2 separate regions of the Mus musculus genome follow, and region 2 is linked to region 1. The links are chromatin loops, found by intact Hi-C in ENCODE. Cell type or tissue: gastrocnemius. All regions are shown on one strand. Each heading gives the region's core, and the rest is flanking DNA. Links, peaks and the distances in the headings are about the cores only.

What was found. Peaks named below come from ENCODE experiments on the same cell type or tissue, not always from the same donor. Only the 100,000 strongest peaks of a DNase experiment are listed, where the experiment ranks them.
Region 2: a loop joins it to region 1, with 2.9 times the contacts of the local background. A loop is called at or near these places in 5 of 42 quality-filtered maps.

What each region holds. Positions count from the first base shown.
Region 1 is chr15:25,434,037-25,449,698 of GRCm38, reverse strand. The region is part of intron 1 of Gm48957 (predicted gene, 48957); the gene reads right to left. Among named protein-coding and RNA genes, the nearest start is that of Gm48957, 28 kb to the right of the region's middle. In gastrocnemius, for the core only: a CTCF peak has its summit at 8,526 (motif pointing left); DNase peaks (open chromatin) are centred at 6,419, 7,741, 8,261 and 8,530; H3K4me3 peaks cover 932 bases; H3K27ac peaks cover 1,850 bases.
Region 2 is chr15:25,783,458-25,799,119 of GRCm38, reverse strand. It overlaps Myo10 (myosin X), which reads right to left. Exons shown (of 41, transcript NM_019472.2): 27 at 13,074-13,317; 28 at 5,874-5,969; 29 at 3,344-3,437; 30 at 1,866-1,921. Among named protein-coding and RNA genes, the nearest start is that of Retreg1, 52 kb to the left of the region's middle. In gastrocnemius, for the core only: a CTCF peak has its summit at 6,827 (motif pointing right); a DNase peak (open chromatin) is centred at 6,891; H3K27ac peaks cover 1,371 bases.

The sequences.
Region 1 (15,662 bases), core at 5,448-10,447:
GCTCCAAGACAAGACATCACAGCTCCATCTCTCACAGGAGAACATGAAGACTGGTGTCAAGTAACTTTCTCATGGGATGTGAGTGATGGCTCAATTGATTCTCAATCCCTCAGTGACTCATCAGTCCCCCTGAGTCACCTGATGTCAGAGCCTGGCCTGGGCAGGGTAGTCACTGAAGGTTAGTCACAGAGTCTCTGGGGTCTGCTTTGTGTCAGGAGCCCCCACAGGGTAGGAAAAGGAGGACTACCCGAATCCTGCAAGAGCCTCCCAGTTAGCCTTTGAAGTACAGGAGCCTGGGATCAAAGGAAATATTTTCTTGGACTCAGTATTTGTCCTTGATCTGCTACAAACCTTAATTTAATTAACAACATAAACTTTGCAATGACATCATTTTCCTAACTCGCTTTAACTGATGACATTTCTTCTAGTTCTAAGTAGTTTGGACCAAATAAAGGTGAGATATAAAAGAACACTATAGACTATGCAATACTTCTCTCATGACTGTTTTCAGTGGTACTCACCCAAATTTGTATGCCTGTCATGCTTCCATGAGTAATGAGTGGTGGTGGGAAATATTTTGGATTCAGCTATTGACTCGTGTTCCAGAAAGGCAAGCTTCCCAGATTCCTTGATGCTTGAAAAGATAGATAGTATTTTTGGAAGGAGTGTGCTAACATTGTGATGTGGTCTTTAAATCAGGCATTCTACAAGTATTAACACTTTCAATCATTACTGGGATCTGTAACACAGGTGTTTCTTTTCTAGTCATGGAAGAAATTAAATGGATTTCCCATGGTCACGTGACTTGGATTTTACTCTGTGAGAGCAGAGGTCAAATTCTGTTGTGGTTCAGTGGGTCCAGGTGCCTCCTGGCCTTGGGGAGACCTCCAGGGTCCTTCCCTGTACTTGAGAACTGAAGAAAAAATCATTCTGGAACTTAACGTCTCTGCAGAGCCACACACCCAAGCTGTGGTCTCTGGGGAAGGTGGCCTTTGTCCTTACACTTATGAGAAAGTGTGTGTGTGTGTGTGTGTGTGTGTGTGTGTGTGTGCTTATTATATGTAGCCTGTTATGTGTTTATTGTATGTACTTCTCAGTGTGGGTCGGTGTACCCCTCTCTCAGTCACTTTTTGTTGTTGTGCTAAGGCACCATGTCCAAGTCAACTTATAGAAGAAGGAGTTCATTGGTGCTTACAGTCTCAGAGGGTGAGTACACGACCATCACGGTTTGGAACATGGAAGCAGGCAGGCAGGCATGGTGCTGAGCAGTAGCTGAGAGTTTATATGTTGAGACAACAATCATGAAACAGAGAAAGAGAGAGAGAGAGAGGGAGAGAGAGAGAGAGAGAGAGAGAGAGAGAGAGAGAGAGAGAGAGGCACTTTGTATGCATCTATCTTCCCAGGGTCTGCATTCATTGCAGAGACAGATTTGCCATGAGCAATTGCTTTAAGATGGATTCCCTGTGGAGATGGTGACATTACTGGCCCAGATTTCATTGGCCCTGACCAATGTCCTGTAGAACCTGTGTTTGCAGTTGTAGACGTGGACAGTATTTTGGGTTGGTCATTTGAGTTCATTGGATCCCACAATGGATGGTTTCGTGCCGCTGGTAACAAATGACATGGTAAGGCCAGGAGCTAAAATTGGAGCTCACTGCTTGTCTTTTCCACTTTCCTTTTCATTTTCTAACAACCCCCTGAGATTCTGTAAGATACTGTTAGCTACTGCTAGCATGAATGGTAATGCGTTCTTTTTCAGTCAGGGCATGCTCTTAAAACAAGACAACAAAGGGAGAAAAATAGTGAGGGAAGAGGGAGGAGGAGGAACAAGAAGAGGAAAAAGGGGAGAAGAAGAAGGAAGAGGAGTGGAAGGAGAGGAGGGGAGGAGGAGGAAGAGGAGGAAAAGGAGGAGGTAGAAGAGGAAGGGAGGAGGAGAAGGAAAATGAGGAGGAAGAGGAGGAGGAAGCAGAGGAGGAGGAAGCAGAGGAGGAGGAAGCAGAGGAGGAGGAGGAGGAAGCAGGGGAGAACCTTGTTCTACATTAACAAAACCTCTAATGTGCAGGTCAATATCTTATCCATGCCTCCAAAGAGAGGCCAGTTCTAATATCGTAGGCTCCCCTAGAATTGTCTTCCTTGATATATAAAAACAAACAAACAAACAAACAATTTTAAAAAAACCCTCACAGGACCCTTTTCTTTAAGTAGTCTGCAGTGTGTACAATCCCCAGAGTCCGCTGGAGTTTTCTGAAATCCATGGACCACGTGTCTTCCTCCCTCTGCCTCTCTCATCCCCTCCACTGTCATCATTTCTTTAGCTGTGAAATTTCTAAGCTTCTTACTAGAATTTGGTGCGTGAGGTTAAAACCCCAATAAATAAAATGGGATCTTGGCACAAATAATCCGTTTTGTTTTTAGAGTCACATTCAGAACGAGCTACAATGAAATAGATTGCCTGGTAATGAGGCTCCTAATCGTTTCTCTGAAATCTTAATTGAAATGATTGCTCTAGAGGAATTTTGCCAAACAAATACCATGCAATTTGTAATAATAATAAAAAAAAATGATTCCAGTGTGGGTTAGTGCATCAGAACAGCATGGTGGGCACAGGGGATGTGCTCTAGCTTGCAACAAACTTGATACTTCCCTCCTCTCCTCTCCTCTCCTCTCCTCTCCTCTCCTCTCCTCTCCTCTCCTCTCCTCTCCTCTCCCTCTCCCCCTCCCCTCCCCCTCCCTCTCCCTCCCCCTTCCCTCCCCCCTCCCCTCCCCTCCCGTCCTCTCCTCTCCTCCCTAGCTGCTCTCCTTCTTTTCTTTCTCCTTCTCTTTCATCACTTTCTTCCTTTCCACATCTACTAAATACAGTTATCACACTGAGCGGATGTTGCTGGCTGTTGAAACTGGACACCAGACGCAGACACTACCGCAGTCTCCTTCATTCTGTTGCATGAGCTTGACATTTTCAATAATCATAAAAAAACAATTCGTCAGGGTCATAAGTCTGCTGTAGTGGCTCAAGGTGAACTGCACTCCCTATGAAAGCTAGCATGGACCTGTGTCTTACATAGAGATAGGAAATGACCTACTGCTATTCTTCGAGGTCAAAGCCATCTTACAACTCTGGAACCCCACTCAGTTACACAGAGCCACCTGATAGGAGGGACCCCCCCTCCAAATTTATTCAGATTGCTTATTTGGGGAAAAAAAATCTTTGCTTCATTTCCCTCAAAAATACCTTCTCCTTTTTAAACCCGAGGCAAGGATGTTCTGGAAAGAAAGACTACACCCCCCACCAAAAAAAAAAAAAAAAAAAAAAAAGGCAAAGGACATGCAAGAGAAAGGATCAATTTATTACAGCGTTAGTGGCGCTAACAGTGCATGGCTGTTCTCAGCTCTAAGGGGCCACCCAGGAGAACTGATAGCGGAATGGCCTCTAATTAAAAAGCCTTTTTCTTGGAGATACTTTTCCAGTCTTCCCCTAGAACCTTCGAACCAGTCTCACGCACTGGTTTACCATATCCCAGCCTAGCAGGGGCCAGGCGTGGCGGGAATATAATAAGCTGATGGGGAAAATCTGTGAGTGAGTAAGTGAGTGAGTGAGTGAGTGGCTCTCAATTAGAAATCCGAGCAAAGAGAAGGTCGGTCAGGAGACAGAGGAGCGGGTTGAAAGCCGGGATCCTGAGATCACGTGGCTGCCCTGTACTTACTTCCTTACCCAGGGGCTGTGGATACGGTTGGAGGCTTTTGGACGTTTCTAATTCCTTGCCCTTTGCGGGAGCGTCTTGTCCTATGCATTCCGAATAAGCCGCATGTTTAACCTAATCCCAGCAAACTGTTCTGCTTGGGGTTTCCAGGGAATAGAGGAATGCACTCTAGGCAGGATTATTTACCTCTCCTGCCCGCACCCGGGTAAGCCTCCTAGAGCAGCTAATTCTCCTGTGTTTTGGCAGCTCCTGGCCACCAGCAGTAGGGGATCAGCGGTCCTGGTCCTTCCTTCTTCCCCAGTCGGTGGCCCCTACATTCCTCCTCTACCTTGGTACCCACCCACTGGCCCCGGAGTGAGGCAGTGTCCTGACATCTCCAGAGAGAGGGAAACAGCAGGACTCTTGAGGGACCCTGAGGGCTGGTGAGTTGTCCCAGGCCTGCACATTCCTGCCCTCCCTGAGAAGCCCCAGAGTTCCTGCCATTCCCATTCCGCAGCTGCCACTCACCCTGCAGCTCTCCCTGGGTCTCCCTTGGGATGCCTGGCACTCTTGCTCCTGAGCCATTGGTCTTTGTCTCCTGGGGAGTAACCCCTTCTCTGTCCCCATTCTCCTTGAAGTTCCTTCTGAGGACCCTCTTACTTTTCCTTGACCCACTTTCCTCCACTTGGTTGGGTATGTGCGTTATATCAACTGTCCGTGGTCACTTCCTGTCTGTTATGCTCCTGGTTTGGAGCAGTGTATATACTCTGTTGAATCTTTGATGCCTTGTGATTTTCCTTGAATCGCTTCACCCTTGCTATGTGTGCGATTCAGGTGACTAGTTCTTCTCACCTCCAATTCAATTAAGGTGTGTATGTGTGTGTGTGTGTGTGTGTGTGTGTGTGTGCGCGTGCGCGCGCTCTCACACTAAGTACTCTGGCTACCATCGCTGAGACTTGAGCTCCAATTTTGACTTTGTGTGACTTTCATTATTTCCTTAATGTTTTTAGGCTTGCTGGCTCTTCCCTGAAATGCGGTTCTCGGGGACTTTTACATGACAGCATTTGGAGGATTACATGGGAAGGCACATGTGTGATAATGGTCAAGCAGAGCTGACTGTTATCACATCTGCTGGCCTCCCTTAATTCACCATTGTCACACCCATCTTTACAATTCCTTAGCGTTTATATGTCAGTGTGTGTGTATGTGTGTGCGCACGTTGATGCAATTGTGCTTATGGTGGTCATGCGGAGAACGTCCAGGAATCTTCCCCTTCCTTTCCTTTAAGCAGGTTCTGGGGATCAAACTCAAGTTGTCAGGCTTAGTGGCAAGAGTCTTTACCTGTGCTGACGTCATCTGACTCCCAAGTCAACTGTGTCTCATGAGAGTTCCTGCCTTCCTTACTCCAGGAACACGAAGCTCGCTTCTACTCTAACAACTTCCTAACTCCAGACACAGTGGCTTCTTATCTCGTCCCTTCTCTCTCCTGGGGGGACTTGTGTCCCATCCCTTGCATCCTATCTTCCTGTGACCTCATCCTGCATCATCTGTCTTGTCAGGGACTTTGCTGTCACTGAGATCAACTGTGATGCGTCTGTGATTCATCTCGCCTGAGTGATACGTCTATTCTGTGGTTACGCTTCCAGCAATTACTCCGTTACATGAGACTATGGGGCCGAGCCACTCCCTGAAGCTACTTTTCCTACCCCCCAAGCTGGATGATGACATGTGGAGAATCTGATAACCTACCAGTCATCAGAAGACTAAGCCCTAGGTCATAAATGCCTTTGATCACACAGTCTGAGTTGCGTAGGAGGCGATGTGCTTGGTGGGGGTGGGGGTGGGGTAGGGGGTGAGATGGCCCTTTCCATGGAGATTTTTACTGTCTGAATTTTATGTTGGGTTTGGATGAGAAATGGCACCAGACCCTGTGAGTTGTGGGGAAATTCAGCATGGATTTGTATTTCAATGTGTATTTCTTCGATTTCTATTGGATTTCATTCAGTTCTTTTAGAAATGCTTGTATGTTTCAACTCTTCAGAAGCTCACAAGGAAAAGGGATTCTGTCATCTGGAGAGAGGGTGATGCTAGGGACCTGGTTCTAGTTTGGAGCCACCCCCTAAGGCAGGGCCCATCTTGGAGACCGAGTGCCACTGGCAGAGGGGACACTGAGCACCTCAGCACAGTGATACACCTAAACAAACCGGCTAATGACTTTCCCATCTTGGGGACAGGTGGAGGCAGGGCACCAAGGGAGAATACTTAGCTCTGCTTATGCCCACTCGTTCCAATGGCTCTGAGGTTGGGGGAGGGGGCTTTTTCTTAGAATGGAATAGGCAGAGGGAGCAATTCTCGTAGGCAGTGGAACAGGAGAGCCTGACAATGCCCTTGAACCATTCTGTTCTGGGATTTACGGCTTCTCAGAAACCAGAGCCGTTTCTGTCTAAGCTGTGTACCTAAACATATTCTAGGAAATACCTTGTTAAAATGGTGACTTTGTCCCTGCGTGATTCATAACTACAATCCCGGATGGTACAGTCTACTTCACACACAGGCTATATGATACAACCTTCAGCTTCTAGGTTGCAACTGTGATGCAACTAAGTGAACCATGATCTGGGAACCATCCAATGGGGTGTGTGGTCCTAAGAGGATAGACAAACAACACCAGACAGAGGAATTTTTCAGCTTCACTGCCTCTCATGGGACCATGGTTACATCTGCCTACCGCCCATCCCCCGTCAAAGTCCTCAGGAGGCATGCTGCCATGCACAGACCATCTCCTAAAGGCAGCTGCTTATGAGCTGTCATTTGGGAACATTTATTCATTCTTTTTATTTATTAATTTATTTATCTTGAGACAGGGTTTTTCTTGGTAGCTAGTTTTGGCTGTTCTGGAACTCACTCTGTGGACCAGGCTGGCCTGGAACTCAGAGATCTGTCTGCCTCTGCTTCCAGAGTTCTGGGATTAAAGGCGTGTGCCACTACCACTGAGCCATTTATTTATTCTTATAAGTGATAATTAATAATACAGGGTAACCGAGTGAAAGAGGGAGCTGGAAATCCTTTCTTCGGAGTTCTGTAAGATGAGGACTTAAGATAGGAAATTCAACTCTTCTTTGCATCTCAGAGATGTTATCTTTATGTGCTATTTTCCTCCTTTCCTCCCCACCCCCCAGTATTTTTTTCTTATATAACATATTGAACCTGGAGTCACGTGCTTGCTAAGGAACCACTCTGCCAATGGCCTATATACAGAGTGTAAATGCTGCCCTCTTACCTTTCCCTTCTCAATGACTTAAGATTAGGAAAAAGTTACCGCAATACTTTGAGACTCGCGGGAGCACAGTGGTTTAAAACACCAGGCAGACTATGTAGCTTTTTGGTCTTTTAAGTCACACAAATGGATGCAGAAATCACCGAGAACTGTTGACTGGGAGAGGGAAGAAACAGAGAAAAGGGGAGACAAGAACAGAGAGAATGTCCCAGGACCTTGCATTAATTAAGGGTCTCTTCACAGGGTTCCTCTGTTCCATCGACTTCTTTCTGACTTTGGGGTTAGTGTCCTTAGGCTGCCAGAACAAATACCACAAGCCGGGTGACTTGGACAACAGGACCCTGTGTTCTCACAGATCCAAGGGTTAGGAGTCTGGAATCAAGGCCTGGGAAGGGACGTTTCCAGGGGCTTCCACGCAATAGCTGGTCAGCACTTTGCTCCTGACTGCTGGGCTGTCACCAGTCCTTGGCGTCTTTTGTTTTATAGATATGCCACTCCAGTCTCTGCCTTTGTTGCTCCATGGCAGGTCTCTCTGTATCTCTAAACGTCCTCTGCTCAGAAAGATGACAGTCACTCTGGACGGGGACTCTCCCTGATGGCTTCTTTTTAACTTGATTACATCTCCAAAGAACATCACACAAGATGGGGAAGGGGATCTTGACGCAGTTTGAAATGCTATCCTATCCTTAGCTCTGACCAAATGAACGGAAGGGTTCCCTTGGCCCCAGGCACTGTGAGGGTTTTCTGTGTGAAGGATGCTTCCGATGGCCGGGGTGCCCAGTGCGCACGCGCACACTGGCTGAGCTTTGTTCAAAATTTCTGTCCTGGCTTCCCTTTGCCTTGTCCCAAGCCCTCGGGTGTTCAACTCCTAGACTAGGATTTTATTTTTAGAGTAATGAATAATTTATGTTTTGAAAATGACTAATGAAAAAGCAATCAACCACTTTGGGCTGGATCAGAGTCTGAGGTTCTGGTCCCTGGCACTCGCTTCGCATCTCTCTGCTTCAGCTAGAGGGGAAGGTGTCTGCTTGACCTTTTTTTCCCTGTCACATGACGCCTTCCACAAGTAAGCTGTGTCCTCCTCAGGGAGCGCACATGCGACACATAATGAAATTAAACCTCTGCCACTCCAAATTCTCACTTTCAAGGGTCTGCCACTTGCCTACTTTTTCTTGTTTCTGGGTATCAGCAGAAGTGGGGTGGGGGGGTGGGATGAGGGCGGAGTAGCGAGGCACAGAGTAGGATTTTTTTTCGTGATATTTTGGGCTCGAAGCCTCGTGCGCATTCTTGGGCTGGTTCGGGTTTCCGGGGCACGTACACTCTGACCTTAGTTTGGGGCCAACCCTGAGCGCTTCAGTCAGCTACTTTTTAGCAACGGCGGCCAGAAAAATACTTTTTTTTTAAAAATTTATTTTCCCGTGAGTGCCTTCTGAAATTGTTTTGCTGTGCTACGTCTGAGAAACAGTAGCATTTCGTTCCCCAGAAACAGTTCCTTTTTGGCATGTTAATAAAATGACCGGTGTTACCTAAATTAGGGGTTTTGAGTTTGTTCTGGAGCTTTTTAAACTACAGCGCCCCCTAGCGGGAATTTTGTGATATTCATGCTTGTTCTGGTTGATCAGTTTTCGTCCATGCTTCCAAAAAGTTGTTGTGAAGCTACTATGAAGAACCACAGGGGTGGATATTTCATAAATAAGCCAAAAAGAAAAGGAAGTTTTATGGGTTTTAAAAAAATGTTAGCTGTTTTCTTTCATTTTACCACGTAATTAAAAAAGAGTTTCTCCTGAACCAACAACCTATATGGACAAGTGTTTGGGAAGAGACCCTTGAGTCTCTGGTATGGTACATACATGTCTCTTTAAAGGCATGTCCTTGAAACCAGAACTCAGGGGTTTTCTTGTGTAAGGGGATGGTCTAAGAGAAACATTGAGTTATAGACCTTGTTCCTTACTGGCCTTGGCTTGTCAAGGGCTCTTATGGGGTAGACTTCTGAGACCCTTGGAACCTGGGGGGCTTAGTTAATCGCCCCCTCCCCCACACAAGCACAGAGCCTTATATGAATCCCTCCAGAGAGTTGGAGTGTGTTCTACATTCAAGACCTCATAGGAAAGATCCATAGCCTCCGTGGAAGGAAATTTACAGATTCCCGGATTCATTGACTTACAGTGGGAAAGGGGATAAAATCGCTTGGCTGGAGTTTCCCGTGTTACAAAGTTAGTAATTAACCGCAGCGAGGCGAAGGACAATCAGAGGCTCACTGAGAATGTAAGAGTAGTAACAGTATGAGCCATGCAACCCCAGGCTAGGGCACAAGTCTCAGAAGGTAGATAGGGTGACCTGGGACTCCATGCATGTCACACCGGATCCTAACACTCTGAGATCCAGTAATGGATAATGTCACCTTGTCCCTTATAGGATAATGGCATTTGTGCATTTACCTGTCGTGATTTGAATGAAAGTCAGCAGTTCTCTTTTTGAGAGTCTTTGCTGGACGGGAGTCCATTGCTTTTCTGGGCAAGCCTTCTTTTCCTCAGGCTCACACTCGTTATCCCCTAGTGAAAGGTTTAATTAGGCACAGGGCACTAAGGGCTTGCTGCAAGTGTGAGGAGCTGAGGCAGGTTCCCAGAGCCCATGAAAAGTAGACTATCTGTAATTCCAGTGCTTCTAGGGCAGGATGCAAAGCTGAGACTGGAGGATTCCCAAGAGCTCACAGACGGATCCTAACACTCTGAGAAGCTGTTAGCATTTCTGGGCTCATGGCCCACCAAGCCAACCTTCTTCACACCATACATGTATCCTTATGAGGGTATCTGCCATGGATGTAGGTCTCACACAAGTGATCAGTAATTGTCCCATTGGGGAATTTCCCCATTGGCTTCTTGTTGTATGCAACAGAGAACAATGAGAGGAGACCCTGTCTCAAAGAAGGGAGGGGTCAAGGCCCACCACCGGGAATAGTCTTCTCTGACTTACACAACTACACATGCTTCCCTCCTGCACACAAGCATGCGCACACATGTCCACAAACATCGCTCATGGACATGCTTACACTCAAGATTTAAAGAAAAAGATTCTGTTGGTCTTCCTGTGGAGTCCCTGTGGGAGGGAGCCATGTGATGGGGGTGGGGGAGGACTGGGAGGAGAGGGAGGCAGATACTGGGATGCAAAGTGAATGAATGAATGAATGAATGAATGACTACCTACAAAACCCCATAAAAAAGAATGAGGTTTTATCCTAAATATACTTGTTCAGCTTTTCCGACACTTGACGGCCTTTCACATGCTTGTTTCAGGGAGGTTACAGTCCGCCATGGTCAACGCAGTACAGCTCTTGGGGTTTATATTCTTCTGTCGTGTGCGCACACAGCCGCTGTCGTGCAGCTTTTGCCTCCCGGGCTTCTGCATCAGCTTTTACTGCTGGTTTTGGATCGTGGCAATGTAGAGAGTTGAATGATGACCCCTCCTCCAAACAATTGTCCCCAACCTGATCTCCAGCATATATGGACATTTCCATATTTGCAGACATATGAGTTAAAGCTTTGGAGATGGGGAAATTACTGATCACTTGTGTGGGACCTATGTCCATGGCAGATACTCTCATAAGGACATATGTATGGTGTGAAGAAGGTTGGCTTGATGGGCCATGAGCCCAGAAATGCTAACAGCTTTTCTGGAAATGCTGACGGCAGGCAGGAGCTAATAAGAAGCAAGGAGACATTTTCCCCAGCACAGCCGCACTAACACCTTGACCTATGGCCTCCAGGCCTGGAGGAAGTTACATTTTTGTTGCTTTGAGCAACTAAGTTGCAGTTACTTATTTGGGCAGCTACAGAAGGCTGGCTGGGTCCTGTTTCTCATATTTCCTGATATAAGACAGCCAGTCATGGTTTGCTTAGTTAATGTTACTTCCAACTACCAACATTAGAAAATTAGTGTCTCTGTGTGTGTGTGTGAGAGAGGGGGGGGGCAGAGAGAGAGAGAGACAGAGACAGACAGAGAGATACCAGGGAGGAAGGGAAAGAGAGGGGGGTGAAAGTTAGAGGAGCTTGCAGGAATCTGGTCTTTTGCTCCACATGTGGGTCCCAGGCCAGGGATGGAGCTCTTGTTGTAACACTTGGTGGTGGCAAGTGCCTTGACCCACTGCACCATCTTGCTGCCCCAAGCCTTTCGCCTGACATCTTGACTCACCCACCTCATTCAGGCTGAGTGCATTTTATTTGTGGCGTTTTTATCTGCTCACTGCATTATATTTGTGGCGTTCTAGTCACATGATGGGCTGGCTCGACAACTACCTCTGCCAATCTTTGTCTAGCACTGGAGATCTGTGGGTTTTTATCAGCCCGCTGAAAAGAAATGGATTTATTTTAGCACATCACACATTCTGGAAGAAAATGTTAGGAAAGGTAGAGAATGGAACAGTTTGACATCTTAGAAGGAACGAGAGTCATGTGGTGCTTTTAAGCAATGGCACAGAAAGATATACCTTCTCAAAGCTGTTTATATTACATACTTTATATCCAGTCTACAACCACTAATGATGTTTTGTAAGGTCCCATTGTACAGTTCTCATTTTTGAAGTAAGATGTGGGGCAAGGACTGACAGAAGACAGTGGTCCTGTGAAGGAGGCTTTGGGGGCAGTAGAAAAGGAGTGGGGAAGGAGGAAGAGGGGGAGGAAGAAAAGAAGAGGGATGGATTAGGAGGAGGAGAAGTGGGGTGAAGGAGGAGGAGGTGGGAGAGGAGGGAGAGGAGGAAAAAAGACATGGAGGAGGAGGGGGTGGTGGAGGAAGAAGAGGAGAAAGGAGGGGGAGGGAGGGGGAAGAGGAAGGAGGAGGAGAAGAAGGAGGAGAAAAAAGGAGGAGAAGGGGGAGGGAGGGGAGGAGGAGGAGGAGGAAGAGGAGAGAATAATGCCAGAGGTGGGCAGGTATTCCAAGGATGCTCTTGGTCTCTGCCCTCCTGAGGGTTGGAGCTGGGTGGGCATTGTCTGCAGGTCTCTCTGGGGTTGGGAGGGCAAGGAGACAGATTTTCCATGCAGTTAGTAAGTAGTTCAGAGGGACACTTTCCTGGCTGGAATCCAGCTTTACTGATTGGGGGTGGACAAGGTCTTCTCTTGGCTTTCCTTTCTGCTTCCATGAAATGCCTGTTATAGGTTGATTTTCATACAGTATTGTGGGCAGGATTTTGGGGGATTTTCTGGTCAGGAAAGTTCTGAGGATGACTCCCAGACATGGAAGTGATGTCACTCACATACTTGTGCTTTAAATATCCAATTATTATGAGACTCCGTAAAATTGAGAAGCTGGAATTCTGTAATTTAGGTAATATCCTCTGACTAAGAGCATCAAGACCCCACTTATATCTGTGTAACCCTGAAAGTAGGGTTTCCAACAGAACTGTGTCGTGTAGGAGGGAACAAAAAAGCTGCTACTAATTATTATGTATGTGCTGTAGGTAACTACACTTACAGGTGAGGCCAGGATGCTATGCCTTCTTGGTAGCTACACTCACAGGCCAGGGAAGTGTGCTTTGTGCTGTTGGTAGATACACTGTCAGAGGTCACTGTGCTGTGTCCTAGGTAGATACACTCACAGGTCACTGTTCTGTGTCCTGGGGAGATACACTGTCAGAGGTCACTGTGCTGTGTCCTAGGTAGATACACTCACAGGTCACTGTGCTGTGTTCTAGGTAGATACACTCACAGGTCACTGTGCTGTGTCCTAGGTAGATACACTGTCACAGGTCACTGTGCTGTGTCCTGGGTAGATACACTGTCACAGGTCACTGTGCTGTGTCCTAGGTAGATACACTCACAGGTCACTGTGCTGTGTCCTGGGTAGATACACTGTCACAGGTCACTGTGCTGTGTCCTGGGGAGATACACTGTCACAGGTCACTGTGCTGTGTCCTAGGTAGATACACTCACATGTCACTGTGCTGTGTCCTGGGGAGATAGACTGTCACAGGTCACTGTGCTGTGTCCTGGGTAGATAGACTGTCATAGGTCACTGTGCTGTGTCCTAGGTAGATATACTCACAGGTCACTGTGCTGTGTCCTGGGTAGATACACTGTCACAGGTCACTGTGCTGTGTCCTGGGGAGACTGTCACAGGTCACTGTGCTGTGTCCTGGGTAGATACACTGTCACAGGTCACTGTGCTGTGTCCTGGGGAGACTGTCACAGGTCACTGTGCTGTGTCCTGGGTAGATAGACTGTCAAAGGTCACTGTGCTGTGTCCTGGGTAGATACACTGTCACAGGTCACTGTGCTGTGTCCTGGGTAGATACACTGTCACAGGTCACTGTGCTGTGTCCTGGGGAGACTGTCACAGGTCACTGTGCTGTGTCCTAGGTAGATATACTGTCAAAGGTCACTGTGCTGTGTCCTGGGTAGATACACTGTCACAGGTCACTGTACTGTGTCCTGGGGAGACTGTCACAGGTCACTGTGCTGTGTCCTAGGTAGATATACTGTCAAAGGTCACTGTGCTGTGTCCTGGGTAGATACACTGTCACAGGTCACTGTGCTGTGTCCTGGGTAGATACACTGTCACAGGTCACTGTGCTGTGTCCTGGGGAGACTGTCACAGGTCACTGTGCTGTGTCCTAGGTAGATACACTGTCACAGGTCACTGTTCTGTGTCCTGGGGAGATAGACTGTCACAGGTCACTGTGCTGTGTCCTGGGTAGATGCACTGTCACAGGTCACTGTGCTGTGTCCTGGGTAGATACACTGTCACAGGTCACTGTGTTGTGTCCTGGGTAGATACACTCACAGGTCACTGTGCTGTGTCCTGGGGAGATACACTGTCACAGGTCACTGTGCTCATCCTGGGTAGATACATTCATAGGTTACCATGCTGTGTCCTATCAGTAGATATGGTCAATGTGCCGTGTGCTCTTGATGGCTGTACTCACAGGGACTGTAACAACAAATTGCCTTCCCTTATTAGAGCAATCTCCTGTCTAATTCTTTGATTCATTCAAGAATTTATTAAATTTATCCAATGAGTTCAATTCAGAGTCAAATTGATTAACCGAATTTAGTCATTACATGATGACACCATTAGAAATATGCATGAGACCTGTCCCTATGACCCAGTGTCTTTTTCTTAGATAATTTGGGGCATAGCATCCTGTAGCTCCCAAACTTTGTGAAACTGTGTCCCGAGGCCCCTTGGTTCAGAATAGGGCCAGTGGAACAAAATGAAACCAAAAGACTTACCAACATACATATAAACATGTGTATTATGCTCTTGTGCTACACTAGAGGTTTTTTTTTTTTAATGTGACAAAAGGGAAGTAAGATTTCTATTCAGATGTATTGCTAATTACCCAGCCTGGTTATCAGCTGTCACCTAAAGACACAGTGTATACTTAGGGCAGGGTTTCTCTCTCACAGTGGAACCTCAATGGACTTCACAAATATATTTCTGCAATTAAAATCTATTTGAGAGATTAGAGAGATGGCTCAGAGGTTATGAGTGCTGGTTGCTCTCTCAGAGGCCCCAGGCCTGATTCTCAGCAACCACGTGGAAATTCACAACTGTCTATACCTGTAGCATCGGGAGACCCAGCATCTCCTTTTGGCCTCTGTAGAGCATGCACGTGGTACACACATATGCATTCGGGAAAAACACCCATAGACATAAAAATGGAAAAAAAATCCCCTAACTCTTTCTAATAACTCCCATTCTCCCTTCCTGGAGAGGAGTTGGGGAGAGGGGGAAGAGGGAGGGAGGGAGAGATCTGACATCTAGGTTTTACAAATGAGGGAAAGTATGTGAAACGCATCTTTCTGAGTCTGTCTTCTTTTCCTTAGTAGGATATTCTTCAACTCCGTCCATTTTCTTACAAATGACATAATTTCATTTTTCTTCATGGCTGAAATCACCTCCACTGTGTCTACATACCACACATTTATTTTGTGTGTGTGTGTGGGGGGCACACATGTGTTGTCTTGTGCACTTGGAGGTTCGAGAACAACCTAGGCAAGTCAGGTCTTTCCTTCTGTCATATGGGTCCCTGGGATTGAACTCCGGTCTTCAGTCTGATGGTAAGTGCCTTTACCCACTGAGCCATCTTGTTGGCTCTCTGGATTATCAAAAAACTTATAATAGGCATCCTGAGTGGGGTGAGATGGACTCTCTCTTCCCAGTTCCCCCTCATGCAGTCCTCCCCATTACACACTCCCCTTCTCTTTTGAGAAGGGGAAGCCCCCTTTTGTGTGTCACTACACCTCTCTCCTGCCCTCTGGTTTCCCCACTATCTTCCCCTCCCACATCCAATCCCTGCAGGATGAGGCCTGTCCTCTCCCACTGAGACTTTCCTCTTGTCTTCTGTATATCATTATATTTGTTTTATTTCCCAGGATTTCCCCATGTTAATGATCTGATCATCTATTAAAGCCTATATATTGATTATTGCAATTCTAGCTCCCACCTCTCATTGCCCTCTAACAATTATTTCATGCTTTAATGTTCTTGTTTATGAATGTAACTCTTTTTCCTCTGCTATCTTGGAGGGTCTTGATGTCTACCCAACCCCATGTTTCTAACTCCTCTGGAGGCCATACCTGCTCCAGTTTACTTCAGTTCATTGTCTAGTCACGGTTAGTATTCCTGAACAAAGCATCATGACCAAGAAGCAAATTGAGGAGAAAAGGGTTTATTTAGCTTACACTTCCACATTGCTCTTCATCACCAAAGGAAGT
Region 2 (15,662 bases), core at 3,890-8,889, 350 kb before region 1:
ATAAGGTAACCATGGGGATTTTTTTTTTTTTTAAATGCACCTCCAAACTCATTTCTTCCTAACTCTGGATATAGCTTTGGATAATATTGCTATGAGTTGCGAATGAAATACCAGACAGTGGTAACAGAGAAGGATTAGCAAGTAGGTGTCAGTGGAACATGTTATACCCTTGATTGTCCCCGGTACTAAAAGCTACTGTGTCCACATTTTCAAAGGCACTCAGCAAGGGCTCATTTCCCAGATGGGGATAAAGTGATAATGGAAAGTTACTTTGCCCTGAAGCTCCTGTCTGTCAGTGTTCAGAACCCTTCAAGGGACTGTGTGCATACTGGTTCCTTATCTACCCACTGTCTATCTTATCTATCTAATACTGACTGGGAACTCTCTTGTGAGCTTTCAAATGTTCCCTGTAGCAAAGAAAGCAAAGGCTAAGTGGGCTACCTGTCTGTAGCCAGAGGTCCCTTAACAACTGGGGCTGAGCCAGGAGGTGGTGGCATATGCTTTTAATCCCAGCACTCAGGAGGCAGAGACAGTCGTGTTTCTGTGAGTCTGAGGTGAGGCTGGTCTACAAAGCCAGTTCCAGGACAGGCAGGGATACACAGAGAAACCTTGTCTTGAAAAACCTAACCAAGGGCTGGAGAGATGGCTCAGTGGTTAAGAGCACTGACTATTCTTTCAGAGGTCCAGAGTCCAATTCCCAGCAACCACGTGGTGGCTCACAACCATCTGTAATGGGATCTGATGCTCTCTTCTGGTGTGTCTGAAGAATGATAGTGTAGTGTATTCACATACATAAAATAAATAAATAAATCTTTAAAAAAAAAGAAAAAGAAATAAAAACCAAACCAAGCCAAATCAAACCACAAAAACCAAACCAAAACAAACAAAAAACTGTAGCTGAGAAGGAAGAAAGGTGAGAAAAACCAAATAGTATAATGCAAAGGTATGGCCAGGCTGGGGCAGAGAGTTTGTGAAAAGAAGCAGGCTCAGTGAGGGAGAACTTAGGTAAGCACAGCATCTGGACCCTGGTGACTGACAGCACAGGTGTTAAATGGTGTTGGCTGACAGAGACAAAGGCTTCCCATCCCCCAGCAGCCCCAGAGTACATAACGGGGAGGACCCTGGAGCTCTTACTTTGCCTAGCAGACTTTAAAAAAATATTACTATTACTTATTATAAGGCTTACCACACTCTTATTTACCTCTGGCTATCTTAGCAATGGCAAAAGTCAGTTTTAATTTGGACTCTGCCCCTCGGACAACTGAGTCAGCCAAGGACTGACTCAAAAACGGACAGACAACAAAGGTATCTGACGATGCTTTGCCCTTTAGGTCAAAGTAGAAATGTCAAGGACAGGGCTCATGCTTGTATTTATATTTATTATATCTATCTGCCATGACACTATCATCAGGTCATTATTAATTTTTAAGGAAAGGAAATGCTATAGGCTCCCTATGCTGGAATACCATTTTCCTAAACAGCCATTTTCTTGCTATAAGAATTCCAAGACAGTCAGATGTGGTGGTTCACACACTGGGTCCTAGAACTTGAGAGGCGGAGACAGGAGAAGACTGTCCAAACTTTGACACCAGTCTGGACGAACGTAGTCTCAAAAAATAAAACACAAGAAGAAAAGCTATCCCAAGCAGATCGTCCACACAGAAACCACCCCCTTCTGCTTTGCAGCGTTTGCAAATGGATGGTTAAAGTCTGGCTTCTCATTTACCTTAGCAAGCCAAAGTCAGCCTGCTAGAGGACGTTAGATGAGGTGGTTGCCAGGGCTTCATACATAGCCTAGAGAAGGGGGCAGTGGCAAGGCCAGAGGCCACCATGTTCTCTCTTTGAAGTGCCATATTGGAGCTTACCTATCAGGGCTGTCAGAGGCGCATACAGAATCAATCAGCCCGACATCCAGTGTGCCCTGCAAAGGGACAAAAAGGACAGAAAGGGTGACGAAGGAGCCAGAAGAGCATGACCTCACACGGCATCACCGGACTGTAATTGCTTAAGAGAAGTTCCCTCCCTTTAATAGAGTTCTGGCAGTCTCTAGTGAACTCCTTAAAACACTTTATAAATTCGGGGGCTGGAGAGATGGCTCAGCAGTTAAGATCACTTCCAGAGGTCCTGAGTTCAATTCCTAGCAACCATCTGTAATGACATCTGATGCTCTCTTCTGGTCAGTTACAGTGTACTCACATACATAAAATAAAAAGAAATAAATCTTAAGAAAACAACAACAACCACACACACACACCAAAACAAACAAACAACCCCATAAATTTATCAGGCAGTCCCTCTTGCTCTTAAAACATTTTTACTAATGACTAGCCATCAACTAATGATTAGCTTTTTAATAGTGTAAATTTATTGATTTATGCTATAACCCTTTATTAATTTAACAAATATTCTGCAAGGGGACATTTGATTTTAAAGTTTTCTGGGGGCTGGGAAGAAACAATAACTCGGCAGTTACAAGAGTATACCACTCTTACAGTGGACCTGAATTTAGTTTCCAGTTCCAACACTAGGTGGCTGACAATCTCCTGGAATCCCAGCTCCAGGGGGATCTGACGCCCTCTTGTGTTCTCTGAGGGTAACTGCAACACACATGCACATACCAACCCTCTTAAACATAATTACAAATGAAAACAAAGCGTTTTTAAAAAATTAATTTTACATATTGCATACACACACACACACATATATATGCAAGATATATGCAGTAACTTCCTGTGTGCCCAGAATATGCCAAAAACTCCATTATTCACAATTCATGTGATTCTTCAAAATATAAGTTTTCTGGTACTTCTATAATTTTAAAAATTGTGATTATTTTTAAAAGGTTTTAGGTAGAAGATGTGAAATGTAGCAGAACTCATGTGTAATTTGATTTTTCTGTACGGATTTTTTTAAAGATTCATTTATTTATTATATGTAAGTACACTGTAGCTGTAAGCATACTCCAGAAGAGGGTGTCATCAGATCTTGTTACGGATGGTTGTGAGCCACCATGTGGTTGCTGGAATTTGAACTCAGGACCTTCGGAAGAGCAGTCAGTGCTCATAACTGCTGAGCCATCTCTCCAGCACCTCTATAGAGATATTAAGCAGAATTTAAGACTTTGGACAGCCGGACAGTGGTGGTGCATGCCTTTAATCCCGGCACTTGGGAGGCAGAGGCAGGTGGATTTCTGAGTTCGAGGCCAGCCTGGTCTACAGAGTGAGTTCCAGGACAGCCAGAGCTACACAGAGAAACCCTGTCTTGAAAAACCAGAAAAAGAAAAAACAACAACAACAACAAAACCCGACTTTGGACAGCCGACCTCCACCCACCCGTCACTCACCACAGCATTCTGGGGGTTTGCCTGCTCATCATGCATTTCTCTGATCTCCTGGTCTGTGGACGAGTGGACCTGACTCAGCACGCTGAACCATTGGCTGTGGACAGAGAGGACAACAGTCACGGGTGGCCAAGTTCGGAGTGGCCAAACCATGCTCTCCATTTTTCCTGCCCAGGACCCCGCCTCTGAGCTGCTCTGCTGCCAATGTGCCTGTTTCTCACACGCAAGTTGGTGCACATACTATCATAAGCACAGTCTAAAAAACAAAACACAACAACAACAAACCAGCCCAACTACCGTTAGCAGGATGTACTGTCACATAAAGCACCCGCCCTGGCCGGCACTCAGACCTCACTGAGTGCTACTGAGGAGACACCCATGCAAGGAAAGAAAAGCAACACTAGAGGGGTCAGGAACCCCTCAGACCCATGGCTTGACGTCTGTCTGTCCACTCAGGCTCATTGGGGTTTCCATGGCTGGCCAGGACCCCACACAAGTGAATAAAACCACAGGGGAGGTGGAAATCAAAACAGGTGTCTAAATCAAAAGCAGGAAATTACTGTGATCAAAATTCTTCCATTTTTATTTCAACTGGGTTTTCACTTCCAGAGCATCGTAATGAGAAAGATGGATGGAGAAAAGCAAAGTAGAATAAAAGTCCCACAAGAAGCGGGAACCTGAGATGAACAGAAAGAAAATAACCTGGAACATACATATTTACATGCATGCATGCATACATACATACATACATACATACATACAGTGTTGATTACAAAACACACCAGGGACCAGAGAAGCCAAGGTACCCTTTCCTGTCCAGGCTTGTCTTAGGTCCTATGTCGCTATGCAGTGGAATAATTAAGTGAACAGCTGACATCCTCACATAACGCTAGGCGTATAAATTACTTTCAGCAAAAACTAAACCTCCTTCCTAAGATTCCTGATGGAGCAAATGCTTGAGAATACTCAACACTGTGGACTCGGGGAGCAAACAAAGCCGGGGACATCCTCATCTGCCTGTGGTCATCCTTCTTGGCCAACCAGAGGCACCCTGTAGTCATGACCCTGTCACGTCAAAAAAATGTCCCTAAACCAAACACTGCAACATAGCACAATTCAAGACGTATGCCGAATGAATCACATACATGCACATGCACACAAATACAAAGAACAAAATTGCTTGGCTTTCATTCCTATTGATACTCCTACAACTTAGGCATTTCGTATGAATCATGTATAATTTTAAAATGTATAAAGGGATTCATTTTTTTAATGTGTTCCACTTGTCAGGGGAAACCGGTTTGGCTAAAAACCTCCCAAATGTTAAATTTAGCAGGTCCATTATGGCACAAACAGACAGAGCAACCGCCAGATGCCAGGCCTGTAATTCAGCTGAGGATTCGTGGGCAGTCTCTGGACCACAGAAAGCCACGTGTGGTCTCTAGGAGTCCCAGACAGAATGTTGGGGCTGTAATTTCAGGTCTGCTTGTTTTCCCAGTTTGTGCTATAATTTATGAGTCCAGCCAGGGCTTTAGTCTGTTCCCATGGGAAGAATCGCTTTCTGGCGTTTTGACCTTTCGTGTTGCTGCTGTGGTGTTAGATCAACTTAAAGGCACTGGAATGGCAGGCAGGAGGGAGAAAGCCAGGAGCATGACGGATCGACAGCAATCTCTGATGACTTCTGGGCAGGACACTGAACAGCACAGGACACTTGCTGTCATCCCCAGAGACTACCACCTAGTACTGGCTCAGGGCAGGTAACAACTGCCTCCCACCATGAGCCAAGAATGGACAGGACACTCCACTGTGTCCTAGACTCTACGTCACTGAAGAGCAAATGTCATTTTTCCCTCCCTTTGTCTCATCCCTGTGCTCAAAGCTCCAAAGACAGGCGGCTTACAACAGCCAGCGAGTGACTCCAGAGACTTGAGCCTCTTTGGACAGAAAAGCAGGAGGGTGTGTCTACTCCACAGGACTGAGCCTATATACTATTCCTGTGTGTGCCTTTTCTGTCACTCGGTCTACACAGTATAAATAATGACACCTACCCCACAGGACTGACTGGGAACCAAATGAGTTAACTCTATCTAGAATACGGCTAATGTTAGATAATGTTAGCTTGTCCACTGAGTCCTCCAAGGCAGAGACTTTCAGATCCTCTGCATGCCACAGTTCTATTATTCATTAAGCAGAGGACGTCTAAGGCAACAACGGACTGTTCCTTATGTCTTTGTACAAATTCTTCACCTCTATAGCTCAGAAACATCCACAGAGAAGGGTTTCTGTCTGATCCGGTGCTATTTGAGGCTGTGACATTGCTGTGTTTGAACACATCTGCTAGTGCGAGATTCCTTAAGGGACAAGACGTACATCTCCTATGCCTCTTTAACCGTCCCGATAGAAAGCCCAACTGAAAACCTAAAATCCCATTCAAAGGCAACAGAATAAACAGTGTCTGCATGGGGCTCATGCCTGAACTCCAGGGGAGCGGGGAGGACGTGGTGAGACAGCAGCCCATGCCCAGACCCCTCACCTGGCATCTTCGGGGGACTCCGCGATGAGATGGAAGGTCCTGTCGGCCAGGATGATGTCGATCCCGTTCTCTTTGCTTGTGTTGTCTATGATCTCCCTGCAAGACACAAAGGCAGAGTGGAAATCAAGAGTGCAAAACTCCTACGGAAAGCTGAGAAAGGCAGCCTTACCAAATGACCACGTGGGGAGTGTTCCTTTAGAAATTATATACCGTGCCTCATCACCCCCCGCCCCCAGTTAGAAGCGATTTCTGAGATTCCTAGGAGGTCCCCGAGACTAAGATAGTAGTGGATATTGCATCACATACGCATGTGTGTGGTGCGTGTGATATGGTTCCCATACAGTGTAGAGCGTGCCGTGCCTGGCTCAGAACACCTGAGACCAAGGGTTTTATACTTCAGAACAGGACCTAAGTCTAAACATGGGATGCATTTATTTCTCATCCACACATAGCCTGAAGGCATTTGTCTTGTGTGAAGCAGAAGGTACACTGTGGGGCTATACTCCAGCTTCCTGAATGCAGTTCTAGACAGTGATTTCCACATGCCTGGAGTTTGACTGTAACCAGTCATGTGAGGTTGGAGAGGAATTCCCCACTTGGGGCATCCTAGCAGCACTCAAAGCCTGGAAAGTTCTAGATTTTGGATTTTCAGATTGGGACATACAACCCGTGCACGCATCTGAACTGTAAAGCTTACTTTACAATCAGACGCAGCAAGGGTGAACAACAACAACAACACAGAATAACTATAACACCCACCACCACCACCATCACCACCACACACACACACAAAGTTAGGTGACCATTCTATTTTCTCTCTAAAAAATTAATCATTAATAAAAATAATTAATAATAATAAATAAATAATAAAATAATTTTTCTAACAGGGGTTTTTTGACCACATATAACTGAAATCATAAACATGAATGAAATGAAGGGTTGCTCTCCAGAGGACCTCCAGGGGGCACCAGACTCCCCCTGTGCTCGCAATAGTGCCTCTGCAGTGGGCTTAGGGATGGGGTGGGGGGGGAGGAAGGTGTCAGGGTGTTTCCCTGATGACTCTTTGCACAGTGGACACCCCATGTCTGACTCTGCTCAGAGTCCAACAAAGCCTTCCTCTGCCCTCTGCCTGGCACACAATAGGAGGAAACCCAGGAAGCAGCGTGGTCCCGTGTGAGCTCCTTCCCTAGTCTGTCTCAGCAGCTGTGCTTTGAGGATACCACTCCCTAGCTCCTATGCTGGATATGTGATCAAAGCAGGTACTTACAGGAAAGACTCCGAAGAGGGGATTAGCTATGACGCGCCACTATTGTGAACAGACTAAGGCTCTTGGGCTGGAAGTTGTTATGTTTTTCTCTTCCTTTAGTTTCTCTACTCCAGCCCCCTCCCACACCCCCCTTCTCCAATGCTGGGATTGAATCCAGGCCCTGTGCATGCCGGACAAGCACTCTACCACTGAGCTACATCACCTCTGTAATTTTTATTGAGATAGAGTCTCTTTAGATAGCCAGGCTGGCCTCAAAGTGGCAAGTCTCTGCCTCCGCCCTTAGAGTGAGGACTCAAACATCTGCTCCCTGGCTCACTCTGTTCTGAGAGCATGCCTGCCTTTCAGCCATGGATGATGTAGTAAGATGTGTTTCCTTAATCTCGGACTTCTTAGCATTTAGAACATGGGCAGCATAAATTTGGTTCATTAGCCGGGCGTGGTGGCGCACGCCTTTAATCCCAGCACTCGGGAGGCAGAGGCAGGCGGATTTCTGAGTTCGAGGCCAGCCTGATCTACAAAGTGAGTTCCAGGACAGCCAGGGCTATACAGAGAAACCCTGTCTTGAAAAAAACCAAAAAAAAAAAAAAAATTGGTTCATTAGAAATTACTCAGTTGTGGGTATTTATTTGTTAAACAGAACAAAGTGGCCAAGAAAGGAGCTTCCTATCACAGGCTGAGGCCTGGCTGGTACCTGGCATACCTTCCCCACCACTGCCTCCTGCAGGCTCCAGAGCCAAGGCAGACTTTGGTGTCATCCTGATCTCCTTTAGACACTCCCTAATTAATATCAGAGACTCAGTGTCTGGGACAGGTTAACTAAATTAGGGTAAAACACAAGGGTTTGTGTAGCAGGATGGGAGCAGAGCTGGCAATGCACCTGATGTTAGCATGGTCTTGAGGATCAGCCCGTCTGCTCTGATCTACGAAGCAGTGAATTTATTCACAGCAGAGCATACCAACATGACTGCAATTCTAACAGGCTGGAGACAGTAAATTGGTGTGACCACATTTCTGGACTCACTGAAACAAAGCTCAATGTATTCTGGGCCAGAGGCATGGCTCAGCAGGCAGTTAAGAGCTCTTGCTGCTTTTCCAGGAGCAGAGTTTGATTGCTAGCACCATGTCAGGCAGCTCAGAGAGGTGTGTAAGCTTCAAGAAGACCTGAGACCCTCCCTCTTCTGACCTTTGTGAGTACCCACATATATGTGAACAACCCCTTCCGACACAAATACACATAAATAAAAATCCGAGTTTTAAAGGAACAACCTAAACACAGATGGATTGTAATGTGAAAATCCCGTAAGATCAGGGGACAGAGAGATGAGGGTAAAGGTGAAGGGGAGAGCCGACTCCACAGTTGCCCTCTGATTTGCACGAATGAACCATGGCACATGCACTCGCACACCAACAGTAAGACCCTAGGGAAAAGGCGGAGCCTGTGGTGCCTCCTCTGCACAGAAGAGGGTAGCCTAGTGGGTCTCACGATGGAAGCCACCCTAGTTTGCGCTCCACTGATGGGATAAACACCAGGACCAAAAGCAACCCAGGGAGGAAAGAGTTATTTGTTACACGTCCAGATCACAGTCCATCACCGGGAGAAGCCAGGGCAGGAACTGGAGCAGAGGCCATGGAGGGATGGTAGTTACTGGCTTCCTCAAAATGGCACAGTTAGCCTGCTTTCTTATGTCACCCAGGGCCACCTACTTAGGGCTCACACTCCTCACAGTGGTCTAGCCTCTCTTACATCAAGCATAAATCAAGAAAATGCCCCCACTTGGAGTGGCCTGCAGGCCAGTCTAATCAAGGCTTTGTCTCAGTTGAAGTTTCCTCTTCCCAAATGACCCTGGCTTGTGTCAAGTTGCTAAAACCCAACCAGCACAGGTCCTCGTAGGCAGAAGAACGAGCCCCAGGAATACTGGCTCTTTCCCTCTCAAGAACTCAGACCCTCCATGTATGTTAAAGGAGGCTTCAGACTCCATGACCAGCCTCACAGCTCTGAACCTCAAAATCCCAGAAATGCTCAGAAACAAAGGCAGGGCTAAAGGAGCGAATACGCTTCTCTGAAGTGAAGAGGGCGGTGCTGTTGATGGGGCTCCAGTATAGCTGGGTTCCAGTTCAGGACTTCCCCCAAATGGTGACTAAAACAATAAAGCCAAGGCCTTCTGTTGAGAGAGCCTCGATCTAAAGAGAGCAGAGGGCATCTCGTCATGTTAGGAAACAAGCTCTCAGAGATGGCTGCATGGACAGGAAACAGATCGAGGATTACGTGGCCTGTCGAATTCTGCCGGTCCAGATGTGGGGCTACTGTGGGAATCCAGCAGAGCTGCAGTGCCTGGAATACCCTGTTAAACCCACATGTGCAGGAAGATACTTGGGAAAACAAAAACAGTGGTCAGTGCCCGATGATGCAAAGAAATCCACTGATTTCCTGGAACCAGAGGACGAACGGAAGGCAAGCATTCAGCCTGACTATACTATACAAAGAGTACCTCGGGGTAACCACGGGCGGTAACCATTAGGAAATGTTTTCTTTATAGAAACACTTTAGGCAATAGGAGAGTCCAACAACAGCAGACTCAAAGTACTCAGCAGAAAGAATGACTCCTAAACTGAGATACTGGGAAGGGAAGGAACAGGCTCAGCCAAGCAGTCGCGCGTAACCAGTGATGCCTAGAAACCCGGGAAAGAGTCTTTGACTCCAGCTGCACATGAAAGACAGGACAGAGGTGATGGGAATCTATAAGCCTGAAGATGTGTGATCTTACGTCAACCAGACATGTCCAACCCACGGGCAGGGCCCCATGGCCCAGGATGGCTGGGAACGTGGCCCAGATGTACTGAAAAGAGTGTGCGGTTTTGTGGGGTTTTTTTGTTTGTTTTGTTTTGTTTTCTTGGTTTTCTTTTTCTCTTATTGTACAGCTTTTGAGTGTGCACCTTGCGACAATGTTGTGCTGCAGCATCAAAAGGCTGGGCACAGGCCTTACTGGATTCTGATTAAAAGAAAGAGTCTACATAAGCAAGAAAACCAACAGAGTAGTCTCTGCTGCGCCGATGAGGCAACTGTAGGAAACATGGCAGGAATCTATGGTAGGCGGTGACACTCTCAATCTGGTGAGAATGGATTGTGTTCCCCAAAGCGTCCCTAAGAGCATACTAACATATTTACAAGAAACGATGCCAGCAACTTGCTTCAGCAAAATGCACTTGGTCAGAACAGGTCAGTGGTTGCTCTGCATGGCTGGAGAGTCACTGAAGCAAGGTAAGGACGTGAATTTTGTTTTCCCCTATTCTTGTGTGCACTGAATGGTTTTGCGTGTCAAGCTGACACAAGCTAGAGTCATCACAGAGGAAGGAGCCTCTGTTGAGAAAATGCCTCCATGAGATCCAGCTGTAAGGCATTTTCCCAATCAGTGATCAACGGGGGAAGACCCAGCCCATGGTGGTTGGTTCCATCCCTTAGCTGGTGGTCCTGGGTTCTATAAAAAAGCAGGCTGAACAAGCTTGTAAGCAGCAGCCCTCCATGGCCTCTGCATCGGCTCCTGGCCCCAGGTTCCTGCCCTGTCTGAGCTCCTGTCCTGCCTTCCTCCATGATGGACTATGGTCTGGAAGTATAAACCAAGTAAACCCCCCCCCCCCAAGTTGGGTTTTCTAGCAACAGAAACCCTGACTAAGGAGGGGTGTGAATAGCAAAGAAGAAGGGACATGATGCTGTCCCTTGGTGTCTGAGGCTCTAGGACTCGCCTCAGACACTAATAGCAGCTACTGCAGTTCCTCACATTTGTACGTGACCCGGTACACTGCCATATCTAGGTCGACAGTAATACCCCCCTGCTGTCCCACACTGTGTCAGCAATAGCCAGGGACAAGCCTGTGTCTGCGTATTCGGGAGCCGTGCTGTGGAACTCTACAGACCCAAACGCCCTCAAATCTAATCTTGCTCCTAGTGAACCCCCATTGGACAGTCTGGAAAGACCCCAAAGTTTGCTGTCTGTTCCTTGCTATTGGTTCAAAAATCAAATACACAAACGCCTTGTTTTGCCTCTTTTTCCTTTCCACATTCCCATTAGGAATTTTCCTAAGTTGCTGACACTAGCTCATGGAGAACAATCTTCCATTGTTAAGGCCGGTTGGTGACTTCTGGGGCTAATTTCATCTCTCAAAGCTCATTTTGCCACTTTCCAAATATTTGTGGTTTCCCGGTTCTCAGCAGCATGGGGTACAGGTTATTCTTAAACAATCAGATTTTTATGCCCAGTACCTAGCTAACTGGGAAAAACAGCTGACCCTTGCCCCAGCAAATTTCTAAAAACATTAAATTTTAACAAAAACAGTGGTCCCTTGACAGTCGAGAGCCTTGCTTCTAGATGGGACTGTTGGCTGGAGAGGTTGTGTGGTATCCAAACTGCAGCTCTGTTCTTCCAGTGTGGGGGAATTGCAGGCGAGGGGTTAGGACGCACATCACAGCTAGAAGCTAGCAATTCATCTCAAAACCCGCCTGGCAACCAGCTCCCCATTCAACTGCTGTATGGCAGCCAGATCGAGGAAGAACTCGAAGGGGCCGGCCCTCCACGTCTGCCCTCCCTTTTCCCAGTTTGTTGTGATGGGCTCTCATCATATAGGTCAGGCTGCCCCCAAACTCTCCGGTAGCCCAGGCTGGCCTCAAACTTTACTTCTCCTACCTAAGCCTTCCGGAGGAGCTGAGTTTAGAGGTGTGCATTATACCTGGCTTTGTTCAAGACAACTTCCTCTGCGGGCGCTGCATTACATTTCCAGTGGGTGTATGTTCAAGGGCCTATCTGTCTACTGTGTGAGAAGGAACATCTGCGTGTAATTGCCACCGCATATAAATAAATGCATAAGTAAGAAAATAAAGTGAATTATTCCAAGACTGAGGCTTGCTTTCCAGTTCTTTCACAACTCAACCTAGTGAAAGTGAACTGTCAAGACTGTCTGAGTATCTCTACCAGTCTACTGCAGCCAAGAACTCTCGGGCTAGTGAGATAGTTGAGTCTGTAAAGTAATTGATATGCAAGGTGCTCTCGGACCTAGGTCCAAGCTGCAGAACCTACTTTAAAATCTGGGTGTGACGGGAAGAGGCGCGTAGACCAGACCCAACTGCACTTGGCGTTGAGACCTCACCTGTGCTACTATCTACACATACCCCTCTCCTTATAATGCCTCTAGCAACCTCTTGGTAACTCAGGACACTCCTGCCTGCCTTGAACCACATGCATACCTACCTACTCTAAACACTGAAATAAATGTCCCCTCCCCTTACCTACCACCAAATGAGAACAGTCTCTAGTTCATCATACTCCAGTTACAGCCAGGGAGAGGGGATTTAAAAGAGACTACTGGGACTGAAATTATTTTGAGTCCACGTTCCCTGTAAGTAAACACTTAGCAAGCCCCCCCTATTTAACAGCTTATGCCTATATATAATTAAAAGCCAATGCATTATGGGAAGGGTATACAGCAAAGGTTACATAACTAAAATCTGTCCATCAAAATAGAGAACCGCCCATATTACACCCCTAAGTACAGACTATTGCTCCTGTAAGTCCAATAAAAGACACCCCCAGGTGGCCTGCTGTAACCCCACAGGGGATTTCTGTGTCGGTACTTGTCTGTACCATCAATGTGCTTTTGCATAGCTTCTTCTTTTCCTTGCTAGTTGGTAAGGGAAAATAAGAACCAGCTGAGTGTGTTGGCACGTATCAGCAAGTCCAGCACTGCGGAGACAGAAGTAGGAGGATTCCCTAGGGTGTACTGGCCAGGCAGCCTAACCTATTTGGCAAGTCCCGAGCCCCAGGGACAGACCGCCTCTAAAAGGCGGCTTCTGAGGAACGCTACCCTACACTGATGTCGGCTCCCATATACACACACGCGTGCACACATCAGCTTAGTCAAGAAGCCGAGCTGCCATAACATACTTGGCGGTGCGGACTTCCACGGTGCCCTTGAGCTTCTCCTCGCTATCGTTTTCAAAGTACATCAGCTTCGACTGGCGAAGGACAAACCAGCGCTTCTTCCAGTTCCTCCGGGACAGCGTGGAGGAGCCCCCGCCTTTCTTGTGCAGCCAGCCTTGCTTGAGGGCTTCCTGCTTGGAGCGGAACCACAGGAAGGTCTCGTCCTTCAGGACACACCAGCGGCGCTTCCAGGAGTTCATTAAGCCACCTGTTTCCCCACCCCCAAGAAAGGGCAGAGAAAGGGTTACAGAGTCAATCAAGCCAAGCCACAAAATCCACAGGCCATTTTGAGCCTTGCCTCAGCGGACACGCACTCAACAGACCCTTGCCCGGTGGAGGAGGGGCTTGGGGCTTCTGCTTGGTGTGCAGAAGATGATCCGGCCCGGCTGTATCATCCAAGAACGTTGTTCCACCCCGACAGACAAAATGGCTCCTCCTCAGTTATCTGAGAAGTCCCTTTAAGCAGCCCACATGGCAGTAGTCAGTGACTGACAGTCTACCCAGGAATGACTGGGGGTGTGAGCAAGCCCCGTCCCACGGTCTCCTCCAAGTGCCCCAGAGTAGTGGACTGACAAAGGTCGTGCGTCCCTTATATGACAGATGCAGGAATAAGCACTGTCAGGCGCGCTAGCATTGCTGATGAGGTCTCACTTCCAGGGCAGGAGGAAGGCCAGTGTTTTGGGCAAACACATCTTTTCATAGGAAGACATCATCATCTGACGTGGATTACGGATGCAAGGCAAGAGGCTGAGACTATAACAAGCAAGCAGGAGTGCGGAGTGACCTGGTCAGACTGCAAAACTGAGAAGATGCTGGTGGATCCAGAGCTAGCCCACTGCCTGCCTCCCTCCCGGCTTGTCATGTGGGACTGAGGACCAAACCCAGGACGGCAGCATCCTAGGCCACCTAACCTATGCCACCCATCCCACCCCAGTCCATTTCTTAACTTGATTTGGAACTAGGGTCTTATCATCAAGATGCGTAGGCTGCCCTCATGCTTGCCCTCCTCCTTCAGCCTTCTGAGGGACTGGGACAATAGGCACATGCCACCACACTGGGCAGAAAATGTCTTCTAACTGAGATAACATGGGAGAACGCATACAGTGTTACCTTTTCTAGGATGGCCTGACCTTGGTAACCAGACTCTCTGCAGACATAGGCCAGGCATCCTACTGCCCTCACTCAGAAATCTCTATAAAACAGTACATGGGAGAACACAATCTACAGCTCGCTATAAAACTGCTCATGCTATTCCTTTCTTTTGATCAAACGGTAACAAAAGCAAGGGATACCTAAACATGGAGACTTAAACCCCAAATGACAGCGCATTCCTTTTACAGATCAGAAAGCAAATCCAACGGACCTTTTCCTGGCATGAATGGACGCAGAGACAGCCCATCCCCTCCTTAAAATACCCTGATGCTCTCTTCCCTCCTTAGACATTCCAACCGTCTCCACTCAACTGGCTGAGACCTTGTGTGCTGAAGCCAAGACAGGGCAGTTTCTCCACAGCAGGTTTGCCAAGGACTCTCACAATGAAACATTAGCATAGTTTTGATTTGGGACTTTCATCTTCACCTTTGAAGATGGGCCCAGAGGAAAACTGTAGCACGAGCTTGTCCTGTTGTCCTATTAACTTTAGGTGATAAATCTTCGTGAAATGCGTCAACAACAGCCGCTGCAGCGGCCCCCTCGGTAGCTTATGGGAACTGCTCAGAACATGTATGTGTACGATTTGAGGATGACCACTTGGTATTGGATAAGCAACAGGGAGGCTCTTCCCTGGAGAAAATGTTTTCGGCTCTCGGCATTCATTAGTCTCTTATAGCTCTTTGTATAGGATTGGGTCCCCATGAGACGTCCCCCTTCTGTGTCTATTGCTTGTTCAGGTCTTCTGTGGGCAACCAAGTTCTTGAGACTTCCCTGCTTTCTCAGATGTATTGCTGAGTGCTAAGAATTCCCCAGATTTGCATTTCCAAGCAGTGACAGGCAGGCAAGCAGGCAGACAGACAGAGAGACATACACACACACAGAGACAGAGACACAAGCATGTGCTGGTGGGAAAGTTAAGAGAAGAGCTAGAAATAACAAAATACTTGCTGATGGAGAAATGAGGAAGAGAACAGGCTTGCAGATGCAAGGCGGGCATGAACTGGCGAGTGTTTCCTTTATCTTGCCCTGTCTCCACGCTCCGGACCTTCCCCTCCCCAAGCCTTGGATCCTCCGATCCTCTGAGAAAAACCGGGTTCCCTCTCTATCCATCTATGTGAATCTGCCAGCAAATCCTGGTGACGATTACAGTTTCCCATTATGCCAGACCCTGACAGAGGCCCCAGCACCAAAACATCTAAGCACAAGCACGCGTCTGTAATGAAATCAATTCCTAAATGGCAGGTGCCTGGAGGTGTTTAATGTTTAATATTTAAGTGCAGCATTTTTGATGTTGACTAGCAACTAGAATTGATGCCAAAAAATCTCATCAAAAAGTAGGTGTGATGAGTAGTCTCACAGGCTGTGTCTCCATGGGGTTCATCACATCTTTTGAGGTTGTGT